2 separate regions of the Homo sapiens genome follow, and region 2 is linked to region 1. A link is a contact called in ENCODE Hi-C or POLR2A ChIA-PET data. All regions are on one chromosome and are shown on one strand. The core of a region is the stretch at or near the end of the contact, and the rest is flanking DNA. Distances in the headings are between cores, read along the strand shown. Region 1 holds the start of LINC00567 (long intergenic non-protein coding RNA 567). Region 2 overlaps CARS2 (cysteinyl-tRNA synthetase 2, mitochondrial).

Region 1 (3,787 bases), core at 505-3,004:
AGGCCCACCTACTAGCAAGGGCCATCTGCTTTACTCAAAGTGCACGGGTTTAAATGTTCATCTCATCCAAAAACATCCTCACAGGGACATCCAGAATGAGGTTTGACTTCACGTCTGGGCCCAGCCACATGGACACATAAAATTAAGCATCGCAACCATGTAGACGCTACAGCTGTGACCGCTGTTGGTGGATTTAGTGTGCGCCAGCGTCATCTAAGCTTCATGAGGACGGGGATTTTTCTTTTTCTTCACTGCTATGTTTCCAGTGCCTAGCACTTAATAAATAAAATAAAATAAAATAATAAAATAAAAACACTGTTGACCACATGACTGTGTTGCTGTTGTTTGGGATTAGTGTGTGCGGCTGTGCATGCATTCATTTGGGAATTGGTCCCTCTGCTGGACAGACACTAAGGTGGCACCAGGGTCCCCACCTCCTAGTGTGTTCATATCTTGCTGAAATCCTCTCTCCTTGATGTGGGGGGATCTGTGACTTGCTTCTGATCCACAGAATATGGTAGAGGGATAGCACGTCTCTCCCATGATCCAGGTACATTCCCTGGCCTCCACCCACAGCTCACTTGCTCTAGAGCCTCCCTGCTGGCTGATGACGTAAGTGGCCGCACTGGAAACTTCCGCGTGGAGAGAAACTGAGGGCAGCCACGGACCTGGACCTGGGGCCCTCAGAGAGAAAGTGAACTCGGCCAACAGCCTGTGGGAACTTCCGAAGAGGTGGATTCTTTTCCAGGCCGTCCTCGGATCCTCCGCGTAAGAATACAGCGCGGCCAACACTTGATCCCGCCTAGTGAGGGCCCGGGCAGCGCCCCCAGCACGCGTGTCCCGGAACCCTGAGATAACGCACGTGTGTGGCTCCAAGCTGCTCAGCTCCGAACACAGCTGCTGAAAAGGGACGCAGCCCCCATGCAGCCGTGCGTGTCGGAGTGGGAAGACGGCCGGCTGGGGGAAGAGCCTGAGGAAGAAGATCCGTGTCTGAGGCCTGGGTCTGCCAGTCCGCGTCGCCTTGGGCAGTTCCCCGGCGGATTTCTCTGAGCCTGTTTCCTCACCTGCAAAACAGCCCATCCCTGAAGCCTTTCTCTGTTCTGCGACTCTTTTATTCCAGAGGCGGGAAAGTTTGGAAGGAAAGCAAAGGTCAAAAAGAAACCCTGGAGGGTTGAAGGTCAAGCTGCCAAGAGGGGCGGTAGTGTGAGGGGGACGTCGTGAGGGGGACGTCGTGAGAGGGGTGTCCTGAGGGGGACGTCGTGAGGGGGGAGCGTGGTGACGGGGACGTCGTGAGGGGGGCGTCGTGAGAAGGACGTTGTCAGTGGAGGCGTGGTGAGGGGGGGTCAGGAGAGGGACGTCGTGAGGGGGGCGCATTGTGAGGGGGCCGCGTCATGAGGGGGATGTGTCGTGAGGGAGGCGCGACGTGAGGAGGGCACGTAGTGAGGAAGGCGTCGTGAGGGGGACTTTGTGAGGGGGAGCATCGTGAGGGGGACTTCCTGAAGGAGGTGCATCGTGACGGGGGCGTCGTGACGGGGATGTCGTGAGGAGGGCGCGTGGTAACGGGGGCATCGTGAGGGGAGCGCGTCGTGTGGAGGGCGTCGTGACGGGGACGTCGTGAGGAGGGCACGTCGTGAGGAAGGCGTCGTGAGGGGGAGGTCGTGAGGGGGACGTGACGAAGGGGGCGCGTCGTGACGGGGGCGTCGTGAGGGGGATGTCGTGAGGAGGGCGCGTGGTAACGGGGGCATCGTGAGGGGAGCGCGTCGTGTGGAGGGCGTCGTGACGGGGACGTCGTGAGGGGCGCGCTGTGAGGCGAGTCTCTGCCCCCTCCCCCTGGAGCTCCCGCTCCTCAGCTGCCCCCCGCCGTCAGGGGCTCTTCCTGTCAGTGCCTCATGGGCCCTGCATTCGCCTCCCCCAGGCAGCGCGGTCCTCCTGGGGGAGTCAGCCTGTCTCGCCTGAGCCCGAAGGCCGCCTCCCCTTCTGCCACAGCCCCCTTTGGCTCCCGGCTCTGGAGATCTGCCCTCCAGTGGATCTGTCTGAAACCGCCCTCCCTTAGCCGGGCGGGAGGCAGCAAGCGCGCGCGCTGCGGGCAGGAGCGGTTTCTGCAGGAGGGACCCTGCCCGAGCTAAACACCGAGAAGACGGCAGGAGGCAGAAGGCGAGATGGGGGAAAGGAAGATAATCTGGAAAGTTCCACTGCAGGAAAGACAGTCCCGGTGGCCAGCTGGCCTCTCAGAGGCCCCTTAGTAAGCCGAGGACCCGAACCCTTACGGAAATGTAATTGAGACAAGCCCGAAGCAGAGCGGAACGAAACAGAACAGAGGAGACGCGGGCACAGGAGAGCGCAGAGGGAGCTCTGGGCGCTTAAGGAATGGAGACTGCAGCGGGCCAGCGGGGGCTAAGTCCCGGGGTCGCAGATGCCTGTGTGCGGGGGCAGGTGCTTGCGTGCGGGGCCTGCCCCAGCCCCTGCCTGGCAGAAAGCCCCAGAATCCAGGGGCCTCTGCCCAGAGGAGGTCTCGTCATGTGTCAAAGGACCAGGGCGAGGGCGCTGGGCTTCCCTGGGCTTCGCCGAAGGCCCTGGCACTCACACTGCGGGCCTGGCCGTGGAGGGAAGGGCTCGGGGAGTAAGTGCACGCTCCTGGCACTGTCATGCGTGCAGTGGCCCCGGCACCCGTGAGTGTGTCGGCCAGGCAGTGGGGCGGCAGGGAGCACGTTTGCGGCCCTGGCTTCAACCGACCTGGGCTTCAATTCCGAGTTCCACCGCTTTGGAGCTCTGTGGCCATGGATAATGGCTCAACCTTCCCGAATGATTTTTTTTTTCATCTGCAACCATGGAGAAAATTATAACAGCCACATGAAAGGATTGTTGAGGGGATGCAGTGAGTTCTTTCAAAGCACTAAGTAAACATCCTACACAGTTCTCAGGCCCCGGCTAAATGGGGAAAGCCCCTTGAGGATGGGGCCGTGTTAGCAGGTTACTCTCAGTCCTCAGCACTTCCGCATCCATTATTTCTCTTAATGAATTAATATCTGTGAGGCGTGTGTTATAAATAATATTCCCTAACTGGATTTAAAAGGGGAGCTTCCTGGGAATTTCAGGCTCTTTAAGGAGTGTGGCCCTTGTCACCCTGGGGACCAGGGCCACTGCGGCCAGAGGTGTCAGCCAGGGTGAGGACCTCTTCCTTTTCTTTGAGAGCAGGACTAAATTAACAAGCTGAAGCCAGCTTACCTTGGATGTGGATCATTCTGGCAGTGTTCAACTTTGAGACAAGGAAGTGTGTGACATTATTGTCAGCGGAGAGAGGCCCCAGGCAGAAGGTCACTTCCTGAGGTGTCTGGGGAGCACTGCGGCAAGAGACCCCCATTTCCCAGCAAATGCTTCCTTACTCAATCTTTCGGCTACCTGGACTTTACTACCACATCTACAGAGCCATCATTGGCTTCTAATGATGAGCCTGAGGCACCGGGGCGCCTTCTGAATCATCAGAGCCAGATGAAATTGTGTGTTATTGAGACGTGCTGTTCCCATCTTTGCAAAGAGGCCATGGATGCATGCAATGAAAGCTTTTGCTGAGCCGAATACGCTGTTAGCACGACCGTCTCCCCACTGACGTATTGCACCAGACAAACACCAGACGTCAAGGTCATTGGGAAAGCACCAACATATTCAGCCAGGCAGTGTGGGGATGCACCCCCAGTCCCGAGATGAAAACCTCCAGCCAGCCCAGCGCTTCCCAGCAGGGAGCACAGAACACCATGAAGCCTCAAGATGTTGCTTTCCTAAAACAGAC
Region 2 (3,787 bases), core at 1,288-3,787, 170 kb after region 1:
TCCGCACCTCCATCCAGTCAGTGGAAATGCACCTCTTGGCTGGAAGCACTGGGAGCATGTCTCCACCGCCACCTTGTTCTCCCACGGCAGGTGCCACTGAGCTGGGACAGACCCTGTGGTCTGTGTCCAGTGGGCCTAGGGACTCGCGGTCACTGGAGGGCGTGAGAGCCACATGTCCCGCTCTCCGTGTGGTCCCTGGGTGGCAGTGCCCTCAGAAAACACTGATTCTGCTGGACCAGGGCAGGGGCACAGCATGGTGGGCACCGCCTCAGTGACCATCTCTTCCTCCTCAGCCATCGACTACAGTGACAGCGCCATGCTCCAAGCTCAGCAGCTGCTCCTGGGGCTGGGCTCTTTCCTGGAGGACGCACGTGCCTACATGAAGGGGCAGCTGGCCTGCGGCTCCGTCAGGGAAGCGATGCTGTGGGAGAGGTAAGAGGCCCGCCTAGCACCCGGCGTGGCACCCCTCCTGTGGCCTGCTGGGTGCTGCTGGTGGGCTCTTGAAGGGGAAGAGGGGCCCCCAGGAGACAGGGCGCTGGACAGGAGGTTTGGGGTCAGGGACTGCCCAGAGAGGCCCCAGGAGACAGGGTGCTGGGCAGGAGGTGCAGGTGTGGGGTCAGGGGCTCCCCAGAGGCCACAGGGGACTGGGAGCTGGACAGGAGGTGTGGGGTCAGGGGCTCCCCAGAGGCCACAGGACACTGGGTGCTGGACAGGAGGTGTGGGGTCAGGGGCTCCCGAGACATCCCAGGGAGACGGCGCTGGCAGGAAGTGTGCCTGGGGCCCTCGGGCTCTGAGCCCCCTGCTCAGAGTGGCTTTGGGCTCGGGTTCCCTGTGCGAGGAGCGGAGCTGCTCATCCCTCCCAGTCCTGACTGTGAGGAGCCAAAATCTATAAAACACACAGGCCTGGGCCCACAGCATCGCCTCCACTCCCCACCCACGGGTGTCCTGGGCAGCGCTGCACATTCATCCCGGCATGCAGAGTCTTCCGGATGGTCTTGGTGATAACCCACCCCTGCCACTTCAGCAGGGTAGGCAGCCAGTGGCCACGGGAGGCTGAGATCCGGGAGCCCCGGGCTGGGCCTCCCCAGCCTCTCTTTGTGAGTGGTCAGCCGTGCCGTCTCTCCCCCACCGAGTCTTCCTTGCCACTCCCCTCAATATCTATTGATTTTTAAAACCATCATGAAAATGCCCACGTGTGTCTTGTATTTTAAGTGTCACAGGTGACCTCTGCTCTGGGACTTTTTCTTGGGGTAACATGACAGTTTGCAGTTGATGTTACATAATTTTCTGCTACTCAGGAACTCAAGTCTTTGGGAATATGACCTAGAGAAAGTCCCCAGATTAGAGCCCCCAGCGTCTCTCCCTGGGGAAGGACTGGTGTGGGGGCCGCCTGGGGAGAGTGGAGCTCCCTCTGCTGTGACTGTTCTCTCCTCTTCCCTCAGGCTCTCCAGCACCAAGAGGGCCGTGAAGGCGGCCTTGGCAGATGATTTTGACACACCCAGGGTGGTTGATGCCATCCTGGGCCTTGCACACCACGGGAATGGACAGCTCAGGGCGTCCCTGAAGGTAGCTCAACGAACAGGTGGCCTTGCGGTCCTGCTGCCAGGGGCATGGGTCGGGTCCTCTGGTGGGTTTTTCTCATGTCGGCTGGGTGGCATCTCTGCTGATTTCGCCTCCCGCAGCTTCTGTGGAGGAACTCATGGAGCCCGAGTCTGCCGCTGACACACGGGATGGCACCCAGCCTGGGGCTTGACCCTCCCGGGCCTCAGGGCCACCTGGGGAACAAGCTCTCAGGAGCCCCTGAGGCTGAGAAATTCTGTGTGCTTGATCCTCAGGGGACACATCTCATGTCCCCACTGCATTCATGGCCCTTTCACAGAGAGAGCTTTTGTGGGGAACTTTTTAAGGAAAGACCCATTTACCCCAAGGCACTGTTATGCAATCTGCACCCCAGTGTGATGACCACACCAAGCACCCAGGGGTCTGAGCCTGGACTCGTGGGTCACTGCAAGTGTTTGGCAGGTGGGACAAAGACCGTGAAGGCGGCGGCAGGCTTTGGTTCCTGCACGTCTGAGGGTCCCCTGCCAGGCCCTGGGAGGCGCTGCGTCAGGAGCCCCGTGACCTTTGATGACCCGGGAAGCCGAGGCTGTTTGTGCCTCTCCCACCTCTGGAAACACCTGGGGGTTCTGGCCACATGCTCTGTTAGTTGAGCATCTCTGTGGAGGTCTCCATCCCTGGCTGCGTGCAGTGTTGGGTTTCAGAGCACCAGCAGGTGGGGCAGGGTGCCATGTGCCCTTGCCGGGTGCCTTCGGTCCAAATACTGCAGACGCGCAGGGCTCGCCTCTGAGGGGGGCGGGCATTTGAGTCACAGCCGGCTGCAGGAACAGGCTGCCCCGCACTGAAGGCAGCCAGGCCGGGCTGGGGCAGGTCCCGCAGCCAGGCTGCTCCTGCACGGGAGCTCCTCCTCCTCAGCCCGTCCGCGGCCTCCTGCCTTCACCGCAGCTGCTGCCGGCACTACCAGGCTGGCCCAGCTCTAGGGCAACAGGGGCCTCTTGTGGCAAGGGGCGGGACAAGTAAAGAGGCTGGCTTTTGTCCTGCGCTTTTCCTTCCCAAGCTTTGCAATTCTGGGGCACCTGCAAACTAAGGCTAGTGTCACCCAAGGGTCTCTGTGCTTGGTAACTGATGTGAGCCACGTACCAGGATTTCCCCGTTTTCTGAGAAACCCAGCCCAGTGCCCACTCAGCCTCCACCTACCATGCGCCACCTGCCATACTCCACGGTCATGCTTCACCCGCGAAGCCTGATGAGCTAGTCACCACCCACATGACTGATGGGTAAACTGAGGCACAAGAGATTCCTCATGCACCTATAGTTGTATGGTCTGCAGTGAGGTAGCCGATGCCAGAGCTGTGTCCTCCCTCCATAGAAGCCAGGAGAAAGGCCAGACTGAAGTGACCTGCTGAAGCCTTTGTCTTTTGACATTGAATTCCGTTTGCCCACTGCCATCAAGACTGCTTTTAAGGAGCTTCTGCGACATGATCTCTTACAGGAACCTGAAGGGCCGAGAAGTCCTGCTGTGTTTGGTGCCATCATCTCTTACTTTGAACAGTTTTTTGAAACTGTTGGAATTTCTCTGGCAAATCAACAGGTAGGTCCTATTATTTTAAATGCTTAATTCTGGAATTTTCTCCATGTTGGGACAATAACCTTTACCCTTTTAACTTGGAATAGAGCATTATGATGCCACACTAATGTATTTACCTGTTTAAAAACATGTTACTTTCCTGGAAAAATAAACACACTCAGAGCCAATACTTATTAATTGGAATTGCACAATTCTACTTCTGCAGTTGGCAAACTCTCGTGCGCAGAACCAGAGATGAGTCCATCTCAGCAACAGAATGTCGCCAGCTCTGCACACACGTTTATGTTCAAAGACTCTCAGAATGTGCAGAAGTCACAGGCACAGTAAGAGAACATTTTTTCCTGACCCATTTGAGGGCAAGTTGGCGACCTGAGCCCCCTTGCCTGGCACATGTTTTGTACGGACAGGACGGGCTCCCCGACAGGCACGAGTCACCTGCACCTTCCCAGCGAGGCTCACCCTGGCTGTGCAGTGAAGGTGGACGCTGCCAGGCTTCTCCACATTCCTTCTCTTCCGTTGTAACTCAAGAGCATTTTTGCAAAGAGACTTGGATCCTATGAAAATGTCCTCTTCCTTATCAGGCTCACCTGAAACTCGTTTATTCTATCAATACAGATTTGAGGTTTCCTGCCTTATTCTTAA

The links. A loop is a pair of places that touch in the nucleus more often than their neighbours do. ChIA-PET counts read pairs that join two places held with the same protein, here RNA polymerase II (POLR2A). Pooled maps may share reads with other maps.
Region 2: a loop to region 1 is called in a map of dorsolateral prefrontal cortex, with 4 times the contacts of the local background. The contact joins the enhancer-like site here to the promoter of LINC00567 in region 1. A Hi-C loop is called at or near these places in 16 of 168 maps with a recorded cell type or tissue (B cell, CD14-positive monocyte, CD4-positive, alpha-beta memory T cell and 8 more), 35 of 37 single-sample maps with no recorded cell type and 24 of 50 pooled maps. POLR2A ChIA-PET finds 5 or more read pairs at or near these places in 4 of 52 experiments (HEK293T, activated B cell and activated T-cell).

The regions. Positions count from the first base shown.
Region 1 is chr13:110,811,051-110,814,837 of GRCh38, reverse strand. LINC00567 (long intergenic non-protein coding RNA 567) reads left to right here and starts at 1,754. Exons shown (of 1, transcript NR_135280.1): 1 at 1,754-3,787. LOC105370362 (a long non-coding RNA gene) reads right to left here and starts at 1,133. Exons shown (of 2, transcript NR_158538.1): 1 at 1,065-1,133. RefSeq lists enhancers at 2,069-2,610, 2,611-3,152.
Region 2 is chr13:110,643,746-110,647,532 of GRCh38, reverse strand. CARS2 (cysteinyl-tRNA synthetase 2, mitochondrial) reads left to right here. Exons shown (of 15, transcript NM_024537.4): 11 at 294-432; 12 at 1,443-1,566; 13 at 3,050-3,148. Among named protein-coding and RNA genes, the nearest start is that of NAXD-AS1, 29 kb to the right of the region's middle. Within about 2 kb of position 2,537, at least 5 of the 41 ENCODE cell types and tissues checked have a DNase peak (open chromatin) inside an H3K27ac peak, as active enhancers do; they include dorsolateral prefrontal cortex, where a contact is called at or near this core.